Regions from separate parts of the Homo sapiens genome. Here region 2 is linked to region 1. Evidence: chromatin loops called from intact Hi-C (ENCODE). Cell type or tissue: prostate gland. All regions are shown on one strand. Links, peaks and the distances in the headings refer to the core of each region. The heading gives the core; the rest is flanking DNA.

Evidence for each region. A loop is a pair of places that touch in the nucleus more often than their neighbours do. Peaks named below come from ENCODE experiments on the same cell type or tissue, not always from the same donor. Only the 100,000 strongest peaks of a DNase experiment are listed, where the experiment ranks them.
Region 2: a loop joins it to region 1, with 5 times the contacts of the local background. A loop is called at or near these places in 75 of 110 quality-filtered maps.

The regions. Positions count from the first base shown.
Region 1 is chr10:23,698,431-23,706,731 of GRCh38, reverse strand. It overlaps a transcript of KIAA1217 not described here. Among named protein-coding and RNA genes, the nearest start is that of OTUD1, 260 kb to the right of the region's middle. RefSeq lists an enhancer at 3,720-3,769. In prostate gland, for the core only: a CTCF peak has its summit at 3,640 (motif pointing right); a DNase peak (open chromatin) is centred at 3,651; H3K4me3 peaks cover 575 bases; H3K27ac peaks cover 633 bases.
Region 2 is chr10:23,311,415-23,319,715 of GRCh38, reverse strand. The region is part of intron 4 of C10orf67 (chromosome 10 open reading frame 67); the gene reads left to right. Among named protein-coding and RNA genes, the nearest start is that of C10orf67-AS1, 28 kb to the left of the region's middle. In prostate gland, for the core only: a CTCF peak has its summit at 4,742 (motif pointing left); a DNase peak (open chromatin) is centred at 4,715.

The DNA of each region.
Region 1 (8,301 bases), core at 286-8,285:
AGACAAAAATATCACAAGAAAATTACAGACCAATATCTCTTATGAATATAGACAAAAATTCTCAACAAACTAAGTCCAGCAACATATGAAAAGGATTGTACAACATAATCAAGTAGAATTTATCCCAAGAATGCAAGGTTGGTTTAGTATCAAAAATTAGTTAATATGTAATATTAATATAATAAAGAATAAAAATCAAATAATCATCTTAATGGATACAGAAAAAGCATTTCAAAAAATCCAATACCATTTCATGATAGAAACACTCAACAAAGTAGGAAGAGAAAGAGAACTTCCTCAACCTGATAAAGTGTATTTGTGGAAAACCTACAGCTAGCATTATACTTAATGGTGAAAGACTGGGTGCTTTTACTTCTAAGATCCAGAACAAGACAAGGATGTCCACCTGTGCTACTTCTGTTTAACATTGTATTACAGGACCTAGCGAGGACAATTAGGCAAGGAAGTAAAAAAGGGAGGGAGGTAGAAAAACACATCTAGATTAGAAAGAAATAAATAAAACTGTCTATTCACAGATGACATGATCATGCATAGAGAAAATCCTTTAAAAATCTACCAAAAAGCTATTAAAACAAATAAATTTGTTTAGCAAGGTTGCAGAGCACAAGACCAATATAAAAAAAAGCAATTGTGTTTTCATATACTAGCAATGAACAATTCAAAAATCAAATTAAGCAAACAATTCCATTTACAACAACATTTAAAATAAAATACTTAAAAATCAATTTAACAAAATTTATGTAAAATGTATACTCTTAAAACTATGCAACAATGTTGAAAAAAATTAAGACCTTAATAAATGGAAAGCCATACCATGCTCATGTATCAAATGAATTGATATTGTTAAGATGACATTACTTCCCAAATTGATCTATAGACTAAACACCATTCCTACCACAACCCCAGCTGGCGCTGTCTCTCTGTTTATTTTTTTCTTTTTCACAGAAATTGATAAGCAGGCCCTAAAATGTATGTGGAAACTCAAGTACTGAGATAGCCAAAACAATCTTAAAAAATAAGAACAAAGTTGAATAACTCACAATTTCCAATTTAAAAACTTATTTCAAAGCTACAGTATCCAAGATAATGTGGTACTGGCATAAAAATGAACATACAGATCAATAAAATAACATTAAGACCCCATAAATAAACCCTCACATTTATGGTCAATTGATTTCAACAAGGCTGTCAAGAAAATTTGATTACTTTTCACAAATGTTGCTGGGACAATTGAATATCCACATGCATAAAAATAAAGTTGAATCCCTTCCTCACACCATATACAAAAATCTTTACTTAAAATAAAATGTAGACAAATTAAGAGAGCTAAAATTACAAAACTTTTAGAAGAAAACACAGGAATAAATCTTAATGAATCTGCATTTGTTGCACAAGCAACAAAAGAAAAAAAACAGATAATTGTACTTCATCAACATATTAAAACTTTTGTGTTGCAAAATAAACCATCAGGAAACTGAAAAGAAAACCTACAGGAAGAGAGAAAATATTTGCAAGAAACTTGTACCTAAAATAAAGAACACTTAACAACTCACTCAATAATAAAAAGACAAACCAATTTAAAAGTTGACAATGAATTTGAATAGACATTTCTCCAAAGAAGATATGCAAATGTCCAATAAGCACATGAAAAGATACCTAACCTCATTAGTCATTAGCGAAATGCAAGTCAAAACCACAAGATACCATTTCAAATCCAGAAAGATGACTATCCTCAAAAAAAGAGTTAAGTATTGGCAAAGATGTGAGGAAAATGGAACCCTCATATTGACAGCAAGAATGTAAGATGATGCAGCTGCTCTGGAAACCAGTTTGACAGTTCTTTAAAATGCTAAACATAGTTATCATATCACCCAATAACTCCACTACTAGGGGTCTATCCAGGAGAAATACAGACATATACCCATAAAAAGACTTGTATTTTAGTCTTTATAGCAGCATTATTCATAATAGCCAAACATTGGAAGCAACCTAGATGTCCATAAACTGATAAATGGACAATAAAATGTGGTATATCCATACAATGAACTTTTATTTGGCAATAAAAAGAAAGGAATTAATGACACATGCAACAACACAGATGAACAGTTAAAACATTACGCAGAGTGAAAGAAGCCAATCACAAAAGGATAAATACTGTTATGATTCCATATACATGAAATGTCCAAAATCAGCAAATCCATAGAAACAGAAAGTAGATGAGCAGTTTTCAGGGGCTGACAGGCTGGAAGGTAAGAAGGGAACCGCAACTACTGGGTAGGGGAGTTTCTTTTAGGGGAGATGAAAATGTTCCAAAATTAGATAGTGGTGGTAGTTGCATGACCTTATAAATTTGTTTTTAAAAATGCAACTATACTCTTTAAATGGATGAATTGTACACTATAAGAATTATATCTCAATAAAGCTGTTTTTTAAAAAAGAAAGGAAAGAAAAAAAGAAGCCCTGGGGTCATATTTCTCCTTATTTACCACTGAGCTCACTATATATATATATATATATATATATATATATATATATATACACACACACACACACACACACACACATACACACACACATACATGCATATATGTGTATGTGTGTGCATAATACAAAGTACATACACACATATATATTGTGTATATATATATAGTATATTGTATATATTACACCAGTCCTCGGTTTCCAAAGACCCACCCTGATGTTCTATTCCAAGGATCAGCAAATGAAGATCCACAAACCCAATCTAACTCTCAACCTGTTTTTGTTTTTGTATTGCTCTTTGGCAATACAAAAACAAAAATGCAGTTTTTACATTTTCAAAGGACTTTTTAAAAAATAAAAAAGAGTATGTGACAAAAATCAGTGCGGACTGCAAAGTCTAAAATATGTTTGCTCTCTGGGCCTTTATACAACAAGTTTGCTGACCCCCTGATCTATACCTTTTATTTTCTCTACATTTACCAAGAAGAAAAGGGGAGGAGGAGGAGGAGAAAGAATAAGAGGAAAACATACCCTTTCTTTTACATCATTGTTAGCCGTGAAAACAGTGCAGTATGGGGACCAGTTTGTACATATTCACGAGAGCCAACTGTTAAGTTTTTAAGACTTTTTAAGTCAGTTGATGTCATGTTGTAATTGGCCACAGCAGAAATATTTACGATACAGAAATTGGCAAACAGTTCAAATCAGGGCTTTTTTCCCCCTGCAGAGAGCCAGCGTATCTCAAATAAAAACCTTCCGAAAATCTTGTCGTCTTTGTACTTTTCAGAAATCAGAGAACAGGGAAGAAACCTACAATCAGATTTTTAGTCCACAGGGAATTTGCAGATGGGACGCCATGGTATAAAGCTAGGTGCAGATCAGGAAGTACATAGGGCAATGTCCCGTTCTTGCAAAGAAAAGAAACTTCAGACTCAAAGTGTCTCTCTGATCCTCCCTCCACCACTCCCACACTGCACTTTCTTTGCTGGGACATCTCTCTGCTCTATACATATAGGTGACCGCCAGGAGGGTCTCCACTCCCGATCTCTGGAGACTGCTGAGAAGGAGAAGCGCCCAGCCCACATGCCAGGACTATAGCAGGTGAAAACAAGTTCCTGGCATTAACCAGGGCATGGAGGGAAGATGTTCTAATCGCCACTAGGGGGAGGGCTGGTCACACTTTGCATCAAGGAGCCCGAGGGACCAGAATACAGAGGGCAAAAAAAGGCAACCAGAAGCGCTTTGGGAGGCCGAGGCGGGCGGATCACAAGGTCAGGAGATCCAGACCATCTTGGCTAACACGGTGAAACCCCGTCTCTACTAAAAATACAAAAAATTACCGGGCGAGGTGGCATGCACCTGTAGTCCCAGCTACTCCGGAGGCTACATTTTATTAACTTAATATTATTTATGTTAATTTTTAAGTAGCAAATAAAGTGGATTCGATATTGTCTGTTCAGTAGAGTGATTATATAAGTATGTTTTATATATGTATCATACACAACAAAATACAATATATTTGTGTGTGTGTGTGTGTGTGTGTGTGTGTGTGTGTGTGTGTGTATTCTCCTGTTCTGTTAAGTAAACTAGCAAGGAGTCAAGGAAGAGATTACTTACAAAAATGCCCAACCTGAATCTTCATGGTGTAACATGATGGCAATTAAGATTTTATTAATTACAAATTAAGACTCATTTTCCCATATGAAAAAGCAAACTATAGTATTATTTTTGAATGCTCAGCCATAAATTAAATAGGTTTCCCCAAGGCAGCTGGAAACCTACATTCCACATATAATGTTGTTTCTATTAGAAAATACTTCCCAACAACCTACTTATGAAGAGTGTTCAGAATAAAATGTGTTTATGAACTAGGCAAAAGAAAAAATAATGTGTACCCCTTAGAAAGTCACTCCCTCTTTCATTTCATTGTCTCATTGTATGATTATAACTGGAGTCCAAATTCCTCCCACCCACCCCAAGTTCTCTGTTCACTTCTCTTCTCTCCCTCTTCCCTAAAGAACTGTACTGTCTGCATCTCTTTTACAGTTACAATAAAATGAATTTCTCATAGATATGCTGCACTTTAAGGTTGTTGGCCCCATTTTTGCTGCTGTAGTAACTTTTCCTGGCTCCAGAAAAGCCACTGTAATCTAATGGAAATTGGACAAGGTCATGGAGCAGGCTAAGAAAAGACCTGGTAACCTACAAGTACTAAACCCAAGGCTCTCTTTCTATTTCTAGCATGAAAAATGGGCACAACATGACATTTTTCTCTGGTAAAGCAAAACCATTGTAAACACTCAGGACTGAAGGTGCTATTTGTGGAGTCAACTTCTAAAATTTGACTGCTTTGAGCTAGTAGGAATTACGATCTGTATAGTATGCTAATTTATACATAAATGTAATAAGGTACTAAACTTTAACACGTACACGCAATATCTGCTCACAATGTCCTGGTAAAGCTGTGAAAATATCCTATCAACCCAGACAACAGGGCATTTAAACAGCTACAGGCTATTATTAAGCAAGTAAGAAGTATTTATTTAGGCTATTTATACAGGCTATTACTAGCCCTAGGGAGGGCTTTACAGGGGTCATTTTATTATTAGTTTTTGTTGTTCATGTAATGCTTCATTGGTTAATTGATACGACCTCATAACTCCTCCAGCTAAACTTTGCTGGTTCAGGAGGCCATCAGTGAGAACAGCTATGTTAAGACCAGCAAGAGGCAAACCCAAAAGTGAGAGACAGGAAAGTTGTGAAAAACCAAGACAGGTGGCCAACCCATTTGAGGACGACTTGCATGGACATGAGAGAATGTGGCTCTCTCACCCTGAGGATGAAAGGCACAACCGCAACCTTCCAGCATCCCTAAGACAGAAAGTATTTCACGGAAAGGATTATGCCATATCTTGGAGAGATAAATGCATTTATTTCCTACTTATCTTCAGCAGCAGATGTAAACAGCCATTGGGACTTCTTCAAAGTCATTTCCAAAAATAGTATTAGGGATTCTAGAAGAGTTCTGCCTCTGACCACAATTCTGGCCAGAAGAGGGACTAAAAGGCCAGGAGAACTGAGATGACACCATAATAATAATGTCTTATACTAAATAAACATGTACCAAGTGCCAGACGCTGTGCTAAACACTCAATGTGCATGGTTTCATTTAATCATAACAAGACTCTATGATATAGGTACTATTTTATTCCCATTTATTTATTCAAGAAATATTTACAGACTACCTTCTATGTGGCAGGAATTGTTCTAGCCACTAGGGATTCAGAAATGAGCAAAACAGAAAAAAAAAATCTCTTCCTTTATGGAGTTTACCTTCTAGTAGGGGAGAGAAACAAAAGATGGAAGTGAATCAAATGTATGGAATTTCTTATAGCCAAAGAGCTAAAAGGGAAATTAGTGCAAAAAAGGATAGAAAGTTAGATGGATGTAATTTAAAATAGTGTAGCCAAGAAAGACCTTATTGAAAAGATGAACTTGAGAAAACATTTGAAGGAAGTGGAGAAGTCAAGCAGGTTATCTGGAGAAGTTCAAAGATAAGTTCAAAGTTACTTAGATGACAGCAAGTGTGGTGTGTTATTGGAACAGGAAGATGGCAATGTGGTGGAAGCATGGTGATTAAAGAGGGAAGTTGTAGAGAAATCAGAAAGTCAGAGCAGGTAGATCATGTAGAATCTTATTTGTAATTGTAAGGGCTTTTTTTTTTTTACTATGAGAGAAATGGGAAAATATTATAAAATTTAAGCAGAGGAGTCACATTATTTGCCTTATGTGTTAGTAGTATTGCTGTGGCTGTGTATGGAATCTAGACTTTGGGGGTGGTACAAGGATGGAAGCAGAGAGAGGTTGGGAAGTCACTGCAATAATTCAGGGATATGACTGCAGCTTGGTCTCGGCTGCCAGGAAGGGATGTGGTGATAACTGGTCAGATTGGGATTACATAATGAAGGCCTAGCTGCAGGATTGGTTAATGGGTTGAATGCTTTCTGTAAGAGGATGACTCCGAGGTTTTTGGCTCAAGTAATGACAAAAATGGGGCTGCCACTTACTGAGAGAAGGAATAAGTGAGAGAAGCAGGGAGCAGGCATATTAGGGTCACGTCTATCCATAAAGTAATGTTAGCAAAGGAAACAGTACTTCACAGTTAGAATCTTTAGAAGGCTGTGGCTCTCATGATTAAGATTCCAGTTCTATCTAAGTGATGCATACTTCACTCACTCATTCTTTTATTCATTTACTCCTTTATTCAACAAATTTTCATCAAGTGTCCATTGTGTGCCAAACAGTATGCTAGGTCTTAGACCTGTAGTGAGCAAGAAACACTTGGTTCCTTCCCTTCTTAAAACTTACGATCTGGAGGAAAAGCAATTATATTAAGCTATAAAACAAAACAAATAAAAAATTATTAATAAAGAAAGCAATGGCTGGGCACAGTGGCTCATGCCTGTAATCCCAGCACTTTGGGAGGCCAAGGTGTGAGGATCACTTGAGCCCAAGAGTTCGAGGCTGCAGTGAGCTATGATTGAAATGGTGCACTCCAGCCTGGGTGACAAAGAGAAACCCAGTCTCTAAAAAAAAGGAAAAGAAAAAGAAAGGGAAGTATTGGACAACTTCAGTAATTTGCCCATAGTTGCATAGGTGGGGAGAGACAGGGTTGGAACTTGACACAGGTGCCTCCTTCCAGAGTCCACATGCTCACTTTATGGAGTGATCAGATGCAAGCACCATCCAATGGAGAAGAGAGCACAAGCAGTCAAAAGGAGCACCAATACCACCCAGGAGATCCTGACCATGGCTGTGTCATGAAAACTACAGAACGTTTTCTGGGCCCAAGTTCCCTCATCTCTAAAATGAACCAGATGGTCTTCGCAGTCCCTTCTGTGTCTGAAACTGTGATTCTTTGATGTACATTGGTGTCCACATGTAGGAAAGAAGATGTGGGGAACACCCAGTCCAAGCTTCACTGACTTCACAGCTCTGCCTAGGACCAGGCCCGTGTCTGAAACTGGGAGCCACAGGACCCCAACCAAGTCCTTTGCTGCCCTGTCCTCAGAAGGACCTGATCAGGCAGAAGGAGCAGTGAAAGTAGGGGGTTGGCATGGGAGACCGCTCTCAGAGATGGGAGCAACTGGACGGTGTGAGCCAGAGAGAATGAGAGAAAAGACAAATTCAAGGATAGCAGACCCAGCCAGGTGCAGTGGCTCATGCCTGTAAGCCCAGCACTTTGGGAGTCTGAGGCAGGAGGCTGTGCCTACAAAAAGTAGCCAGGCACGGTGGTGTACACTTGCAGTCCTAGCTACTTGGGAGGCTGAGATCGGAGGATTGCTTGAGCCCAGGAGGTTGAGGCTACAGTAAGCAGAGATCATGCCACTGTACTCTAGCTTGGACGATAGAGCAAGACCCTGTCTCAAAAAGGAAAAAAAAATAGGATAGCCGATCCGTTAGACTGCCCCTGGATTTAGGTATCCTGAATGTGTGATTTTTCTCTTAAGCCTACGGTCGACAACATAAGGGACTCATGCATTTGAGTGTGATCCTGGGAAATGCAGACCCTTCACTATTTTGGCTCCAGTTTTCTCATCTGCAAAATGAGGCCAGATATTTTCTAAACTCGGTAATCTACGACCCCACATTCCTATAACCTCAGCATTTCTGTCCCTTAACTAAATTTCCAAAATAAACTTCTGCCTCCTAGAGTGTGCTTCTTGCCAAATTTCAAGACTCACTCAAATTGTCATTTGATCTAACAGTGCAGTTCTGGAAATAATCCAAATCAAAGAT
Region 2 (8,301 bases), core at 192-8,191, 390 kb after region 1:
ACACTGGTCAGAATGGTTATTATTAAAAAGTCAAAAAAATAACAGATGCTGGTGAGGTTGCAGAGAAAAGGGAACACTTGCTTATACACTGCTGATGGGAATGTAAATTAGTTCAGCCACTGTGGAAAGCAGTCTGAAGATTTCTCAAAGAAATTAAAACAGAACTACCGTTTGACCAAGCAATCCCTTTGCTGGTTATATATCCAAAGAAAGATAAATCATTCTACCATAAAGACACCTGCATGTGTGTGTTCATTGCAGCACTGCTCACAATAGCAAAGACATGAAATTAACCTAGATGCCCATCAACGGTGGACTGGATAAAAAAAAATGTGGTACATATACACCATGGAATATTACACAGCCATAAAAAATAATAAAATCACATCCTTTGCAGCAACATGGATGGAGCTGGAGGCCACTATTCTAAACAAATTAATATTGGAACAGAAAACCAAATACTGCATGTTCTTACTTATGAGTGGGAGCTAAACATTGAGAACATATGGACACAAAGAAGGGAACAATAGACACAGGGGCCTACTTGAGGGTGGAGGGTGGGAGGAGGGTGAAGATCAAAAAACTACCTATTGAGTACTATGCTTATTACCTGCATGATGAAATAATCTGTACACCAAACCCTGTGACGTGCAATTTACCCATGTAATAAACCTGTACATGTACCCTCTGAACCTAAAACAAAAATTGGAAAGAAAAAAAAGGGTTCTCATGGAAGACCCTTTCTTTTTCTTTGCTTGACATTTTATGTCTCCTTCTGATGCTTGGATTTGCTGCAGCCACTGTGAAACCAAACATTGAGATACTCTGGATGTGCTGAAGGTAGCAAGGTGGAAAGATAAGAAGCAGAGGGGTCCTTGGTAATGTCATGGAGCCATGAAAGTAACCCTGGACTTGCCCTGCCTCTGGCCTCTTATTCATGAGATAACAACCCCTCAGTGTCTAAGCCACTGTTAGTTGGCTTTTCAGTTACTTGCAGCTGAAAACATCCCAGGACAGATTGCTCTGCTAACGATCTCTGTGACTCTGTGCCAAACTGTGTTTCCAAAGGCATCTGTGACACTGTCTCCCACTTACCTGCTCTTGTGCAATGTTTCTCTCCCATCAAGAGGTGGAATCTGATTCCCCTCCCTTGAATCAGGGCTGCCCTTAGTGACTTGCTGATAAACACAGAATGTGGAGGAAGTGAAGCTGCGTGACTTTTAAGTTAACGTCAAAAGAAGTCTTGCAAGTTCATCCTTATTCACTCTGAATGTTTCCCCTCTACATTGTCCCTCCCTGAATTGAGCTACCATGCTGACAAAAGCCCATGCCATATGGAAGATCTACATGTAGGTACTACTGGGTCTCCAGGCTCATCTGAGCCCAGCCTTTGAGTCACCCCAGCCCAGGAGTCAAAAATATGAGTGGAGAAGCGTCCAGATGACTCCAGCTGCCAGCCATGTAGACTCTTTTTATGTGAGGTCACAGGTCTTACAGAGGAGAGATAGGCCATCCCTGCTGTGCTTCTACTAATTCCCGACTCATTGAATTTGTTTTTTTTTTTTCTTTGTTTTGCTTTTTATTTTTGGGTCTTTTTTTTTTTTTTTTTTTTTTTAGAGACAGGGATCTCACTGTCTCCCAGGCTGGAATGTAGGGTGTGCTCATAGCTCACTGTAGCCTTAAACTTCTGGACTCAAGTGATCCTCTGGCCTCAGCCTCCTGAGTAGCTGGGACTACAGGCATGTACCAGCACACCCAGTTAATTTAAATATATATATATATATGACATGGGATCTTGCTATGTTATCCAGGCTGGTCTTGAACTCCTGTCCTCAAGTAATCCTCCTGCCTTAGCATTCCAGAGTGCTAAGATTACAACCATGAGCCACTGTGCTGGCCTAATTAATATTTAATGGAAGAAGACGGAAGGAAGAAAGAGAAAGAGGGAAGGAGGGAAAATGAGCATTATCTGTAGCAGTTTTATATATATTGATTTTGTAACCAAAAATCTTGCTAAATTCTTGTGTTTATTTTAATAAGTTTTCTATAGACTCTTTGGGGCTTTCTATGTAAACAGTTATGCAACTGAGAATAAATATTTTTTGTCACTTCATTTTTCATCCATAAACCATGTAATCATTTCAGCAGTGGCCTGTCTGGAGCAGCTGCTGCAAAGATGCCGGCTGCAGCAGGGGAGATATGGCCAGGGCTGTACACTCTACTAAGCTGGCAGGAGCCAGGAACAAGCAGGAGTGGTGCTCACCTTCTGAGTTGGTGATGGGGGAGCTCCACGCTCCTAGAGGCAGCTGCAGCTGCCCAGCCATGGCTGCAGACCCAGGCATCCCTGTGCTCTTGGGGGCCTAGGAAGCCCCCCTGCTCCCACAGGCTCGGAAGTGCCTACTCCTGCTGCCTGGCCTCTCCTCACTCCTGGCACCCACTCTGATTTTGAAGCAAAGTTGTGGCCAAGCCCAGGCGCTGTTATGACCCAGCCAGGTGTGTGTGTGCTTGGGATGGTGCTGACACACCAGCCCTCTGCTGCCTTGGCCCCCTCCAGAGTTTGGGTGCCAACAAGCATGGGAGGGAGGCCAAGGGGGCACTGAGGGTGGCACAGCACAGGCCTGCAGGTGTCCCTTGGCATGAACAGCCTGGGCACCATGAACAGCAGCAGGAAGCGACAGGCTCCCGAGTGGAAAGGGATGTGTCGCTGGTGAAGCTCCACCTTCAACCCAGGGGTGGCCTGAAGCCTGGGGGCCAGGCTGCCAGTTCCACAGACTGGAGTGAGAACTTATGGTGCTTTTTTCAGGCCCACCTATGGCTGCCCATTGACCAATCAGCATGAGCTTCCTCCCCTCTGAAGCCCATAAAAACCCTAGACTCAGCCAGACTCTGGCAGAAGTGGGGATGACCTGCCTGCAGAGAGGAGTTATTCGCTGTGGGGTCTTCTCTCAGCTAAGAGCTGAACAGATATCAGGATGACCTGCCTGCAGAAAGGAGCTACCCACTGTGGGTCTTCTCTTAGCTGGGAGCTGAGCAGATGCTGGGATGACCTGCTTGCAGAAAGGAGCTACCCACTTCAGATCTCCTGCAAGCTGTACTGTTGCTCAATAAAGCACCTCTTTGCCTTACTCACCCTCCAGTTGTCTGCATATCTCATTCTTCCTGCGTGTGGGACGAGAACTTGGGACCCACCAAATGGTGGGACTAAAAAAGCTGTAATAAAAACAGGGCTGAAACACACCCCTCGCTCACCACACTGCAGGCAACAAGACGGAGAGAAGAGCTGCAGCCCTTGGGGGCGCCCAGACCTAGGAGCTCCCTGAGCCAGTGTTGTGACACCCTCTTTGGGGCTCTGCAGTTCCTGGTGTCTCCAAGCTTCCAGGTGCCACTGTGTTCCCCTATGCCAGCAGTGGAAGCCACTTGTGGTATACCTGGTCCAGCTGCAGCCTTGCAGGGAGCTGGCACCTTTGTCAGCACCTGGTGCTGCCTGCCCTGCTGCAGCTGGCATGCCTAGCTGTGTGTAGTGGCTGGACCCTGCACTCACTCATGCACCCCTTGTCACTCTGCATCTGGCTTGCCCTTGGCAGGCATGGGATCCAGGCTGGTAGTATGAGCCGAGCACAGCCTGCCCGGCCAAGCGGGTGGAATGAGCACAGCAGGCCTGGGCAAAACTCAGGCAAAAGTGCCACTGACCACAGAGGTTTCTGGCTGGCAAAGCAACACCCCAAGGATCCTGTGACAGCATGGTGGCACATGCTTGTAGTCCTACCTACTGAGGAGGCTGAGGTGGGAGGACTGCTTGAACCCAGGAGTCTGACGTTACAGTGAGCCATGATTGTGCTGCTATACTCCAGCCTGAGTGACGGAGCATGACCCTGTCTCTAAAAGAAAAAAAAAAGATGCATTTAATCTATCTTATCCGGTATTATTCTTGTTTATAATGAGAGAGTAAGTCAGAATTTCGTGGTTTTTAAAAACATGCTTTTGGCCAGGCTCATGCCTATAATCCTAGCACTGTGGGGGGCCGAGGCAGGCAGATCACTTGGGCTCAGGAGTTTGAGACCAGCCTGGGCAACATAGTGAGACCCTGCCTCTACAAAACATACAAAAAGATCAGCTGGGCATGGGGACATGCGCCTAGGGTCCTAGCTACTTGGAAGGCCGAGGTGGGAGTATCACTTGAGCCCAGGAAGTTAAGGCTGCAGTGAGCCATGATCATGCCACTGCACTCCAGCCTGGGTGATAGAGCAAGACCCTGTCTCAAAACAAACAAACAAACAAACAAAAAACAAAAAACACATGCTCTTATAGTTCTTTGTGTCTTCTACAATTTCTGGGACATTGATCTATTTCTAATGTATATCAAATGTTCAAAAATATAGCTGAATAATGAATATTACTCTTTGTCCATATGCTTTATACTTCTAGGAGTAGAAAGCTATGAAATGATTAAATTCTTCGTATTCATCAGTTTTTCATAAATATGTGTTGGTTAAATATGCTTAATTGTGGTTAGTTGACTTAAGAAAAAATTGTTTATATTAAATTAAATTAAAGTCATTATTGGAATCTTTGCTTTGGCTTGTTGGCATCACTTTGATCCATGACCTCAGACAGCCTTCCAGATCCTGGCCGCCCAGTTTGTTAAGGCTTAGTCATAAGGAAGAACAGAGGAAAGTTGAAAATAAAACGAAGTGCTATATACACTTTTTGTAGATTGACAAGTATAAATGACTCTCTGCTGCCCTCTGGAGACCAGTTAAGGTCACAAGTACCTGTACTTTTTTTTTCAGCTATGAACAAGTTTCTAAATTTATTTAACTTTTGCTTCTGGTCAATCGAATACAGCAAAGATAAAGAGTTGTATGTAATTATGTTACATAAAAGGGTAGTATCTGTCTTGCTAGAGTCTCTCTGTTGGCTATGTGAGAGGCTATGTTGGGGAAACCCACGTGGCAAAGAATTGAGTATAGCCTCTGGCTGACAGCAAGAAACTGAAGCCTCTAGTCCTATAGCTGAAAAAAAAGTGGATTTTTCTACAAACTGAGTGAGCTTGGAAGCAGATCCTTTCACAGTTGTGCTTCAGATGAGACCAAAGCCCTGGACACCACCTTAATTGCAGCCTTGGGAGACCCTGAACAGAGGACCTACCTGAATTCCTGACCAACAGAAACTGTGAGATAATAAGTTTGTGTGTGTGTGTGTGTGTGTGTGTGTGTGTGTGTGTGTGTGTGTTTTAACTTAATTTTTTTTCTTTTTCATTAGAGACGAGTCTCACTATGTTGCCCAGGCTGGTCTCAAACTCCTGGCCTCAAGTGATCCTACCACCTCAGCCTCCCAAGGTGCTGGGATTATAGGTGTGAGGCACCGTGCCTGGCCAAACGTGTGTGTTTTAAGCCACTACATTTGGGGTAAAACTTTTATGCAGCACTAGATAACAAATTCATCTTTCATATTTAGTAAGCCATTGAATCCTACCAGTTTTTTGTTGTTGTTTGGTTGTTTGGGTATTCGTTGTTGTTGTTGTTTTTGAAACAGAGTCTTGCTCTGTCTCCCAGGCTGGAGTGCAGTGGCACCGTCTCTGCTCACTGCAACCTCTGCCTCCCGGGCTCAAGCAACCGTCCCATCTCAGCCTCCCAAATCGCTGAGATTATAGGCGTGAGCCACCATGCCTGACCATCCTGCCAGTTTTTTTACCTCCTAAATCCACGTCTTGTTTGCCTCTGAACTAGTTTCGATAGTCAGCGTTGCTCACCTGGCCTGTGGCTGGTGCCTTCTTATCCCTTTTGGTCTTCATTAAGTCCATCGTCTGCCCAGTCATCTGGGTGGTCGTTCAAAACACAAGTCTGACCATATCCTGCCCTGTTTAAATCCTTCAGTGTTTCCTCCATGCCTTTAGGATGAAGTTTAAGTGCCTTAGCATGGCTTAGAAGGTCCTTTTATGTCTTCACTTTTATCTGTTTCCACTTCTTAGCTAAAACTTTACCCTCCCACAATACTGGGCCGTCGCCTGCTTCCCTCAGCTCTCCTCAAGTTATTAACCACCTCCCTGGAATTTTCACATAATGTCCCTTCTTGCTCTTTCTCTGCTGTATAATAGCTACAGTGAATTGTATCACATTTACCCAGTACATATTGATCTGTCCACTAGACTCTTCCTGCAGAGCAGGGACCGAGTCTTACTCATCTTTGTATTCTTCTCCCAGCAGACTGCGTGGCATGTAATAGGTTTTTGACAAATTTTATTGAATAAAGGGTTGAATATGATCAAGAAGAGTGTCAAGATATCTCGACCTACACCATGGTACTGGAAATAGATCATGAATTCCTAGTGGAAATTTCCTAGAATAAAGGCAATCCATAATGTCGAGGTCTTTAACTGTTCTTTCACTCACGTTTTGATTCATTTCATCCACCCATTGTCTGATTTTCCAGCACAGGCCCAGAGCCAGTCCTTGTACTCATTGTGGATAATCCAGTGGTCAAGAGAGATAATAAACTTAGCAATTACAGTCCACATTGGAGGTTTGTACCCAGTGGGTGCATAACTCTCTGTCAATTTGGGTGAATAGTTAAGGAAGACTTTTAGGAAAAGGTGATTCCTATGCTGAGCCCTGAAGGACAATGAATATTTGGGGGAGATGGGGAGAAAACAGGGAAAGAGAAGAGAGGGTGGGGAGGTGATAAAAGAGATTTTGAGGAATTGGTTCATGTAATTATGGGGGCTGGCAAGTTTGAAATTTGCAAGGCAGACCAGCAGGCTGGAGACCCAGGAAAGACTTGATGTTATAGCTTGAGTCCGAACGCAGTCCTCTAGGAGAATTTCTTCTTCCTCAGAGAATCTCAGTCTTTTTCTGAGAAGGCCTTCAACCTATTGGATGAGCTCCATCTACATGATGGAAGTATGAAGGGTAATCTGCCTTACTCAGAGCTACCTATTTAAATATTTATCTCATCTAAAAATACCAGCAACATTTAACGTTTGAAAAAGAGTACCATGGCCTAGCCAAGTTGATGCATAAAATTAATCATCACAGATACATATATGCAACTATATAGATGTATGTGAATGTGTATATATAAGTGTGTAGATACATTTATGTATATCCTAGTTCTGTCTATGGAGAGCGCCTAGAGGCAGTGACACTCCTATAGCAATGAGTACACCTAGAGTTCAGCTTTTAGATTTAAATGATATTCTACACTAAAAGAAACCAGGGCTTTTTGGAGGAGTAGCCAACTCCAGGGCAGGGACAGGGAAAATGGAAGAAGGACCTGCAATATTTGTCGTAACTGAAGCAAGGAAATGCTCAAAAAATTATGAAGGCATGTCAGAACACAGGAGTCAGCTGGTAGGGGCTTCCTTCATTCCACTTGGCCAATCTGGGAAAATCCATGCATCAAAATAAATAATGATAATTATGAATTGTAACCATTTGAGTAAAATAGGAATCCATGAGCTCACTGTTATAAGTAAATAAGTGAATAACTAATGCATTTATTTATTTCAGGAAAAAGTTTGTCTTACGGAAGTACTAAAATATCTCCCTACCAATGCATATTAATACTTTAACTGGGAGTAAATGCATATTAATTAAGGAGTATAACATGTATTAATTAGTAAGTATAATACTTATTAACTTTAGAGTGAAGAAAGTTAATACTGACACCATCTTAACTAAATGATAAAAGTTAATATCTCTATTATAAAAACCTTCATTATCTAAAAAGGTTGATATATCGCCTTTGAAGTAAGCAATTGACTTGCTTCCCATCCAGTATTGTCCTAGTCAATCTAAATGTTCACAGAGTAATTATTCCCTAGTTTAAATGTTGCAAACTAACACCGGGACCTTAATGAGAATGATGGCACCAAAATATAGAAATTTTATTTTAGAAAGTTAATGAGACAATTGAAATTCCAAAAACACTTTCCTTGAACAGCAGGCAGTAACTATTTTGATGTTGTTACTGAACCCAAGCTAGAATTTCTTTTTTTTTTTCTTTGAGATGGAGTTTCGCTCTTGTTGCCCAGGCTGGAGTGCAATGGCATGATCTCAGCTCACAGCAACCTCTGCCTCCCGGGTTCAAGCCATTCTCCTGCCTCAGCCTCCAGAGTAGCTGGGATTACAGGCATGTGACACCACACCTGGCTAATTTTGTATTTTTAGTAGAGACGGGGTTTCTCCATGTTGGTCAGGCTGGTCTCGAACTCCGGACCTCAGGTGATCCACCCACCTCGGCCTCCCAAAGTGCTGGGATTACAGGCATGAGCCACCGTGCCCGGCCCCAAGCTGGAATTTC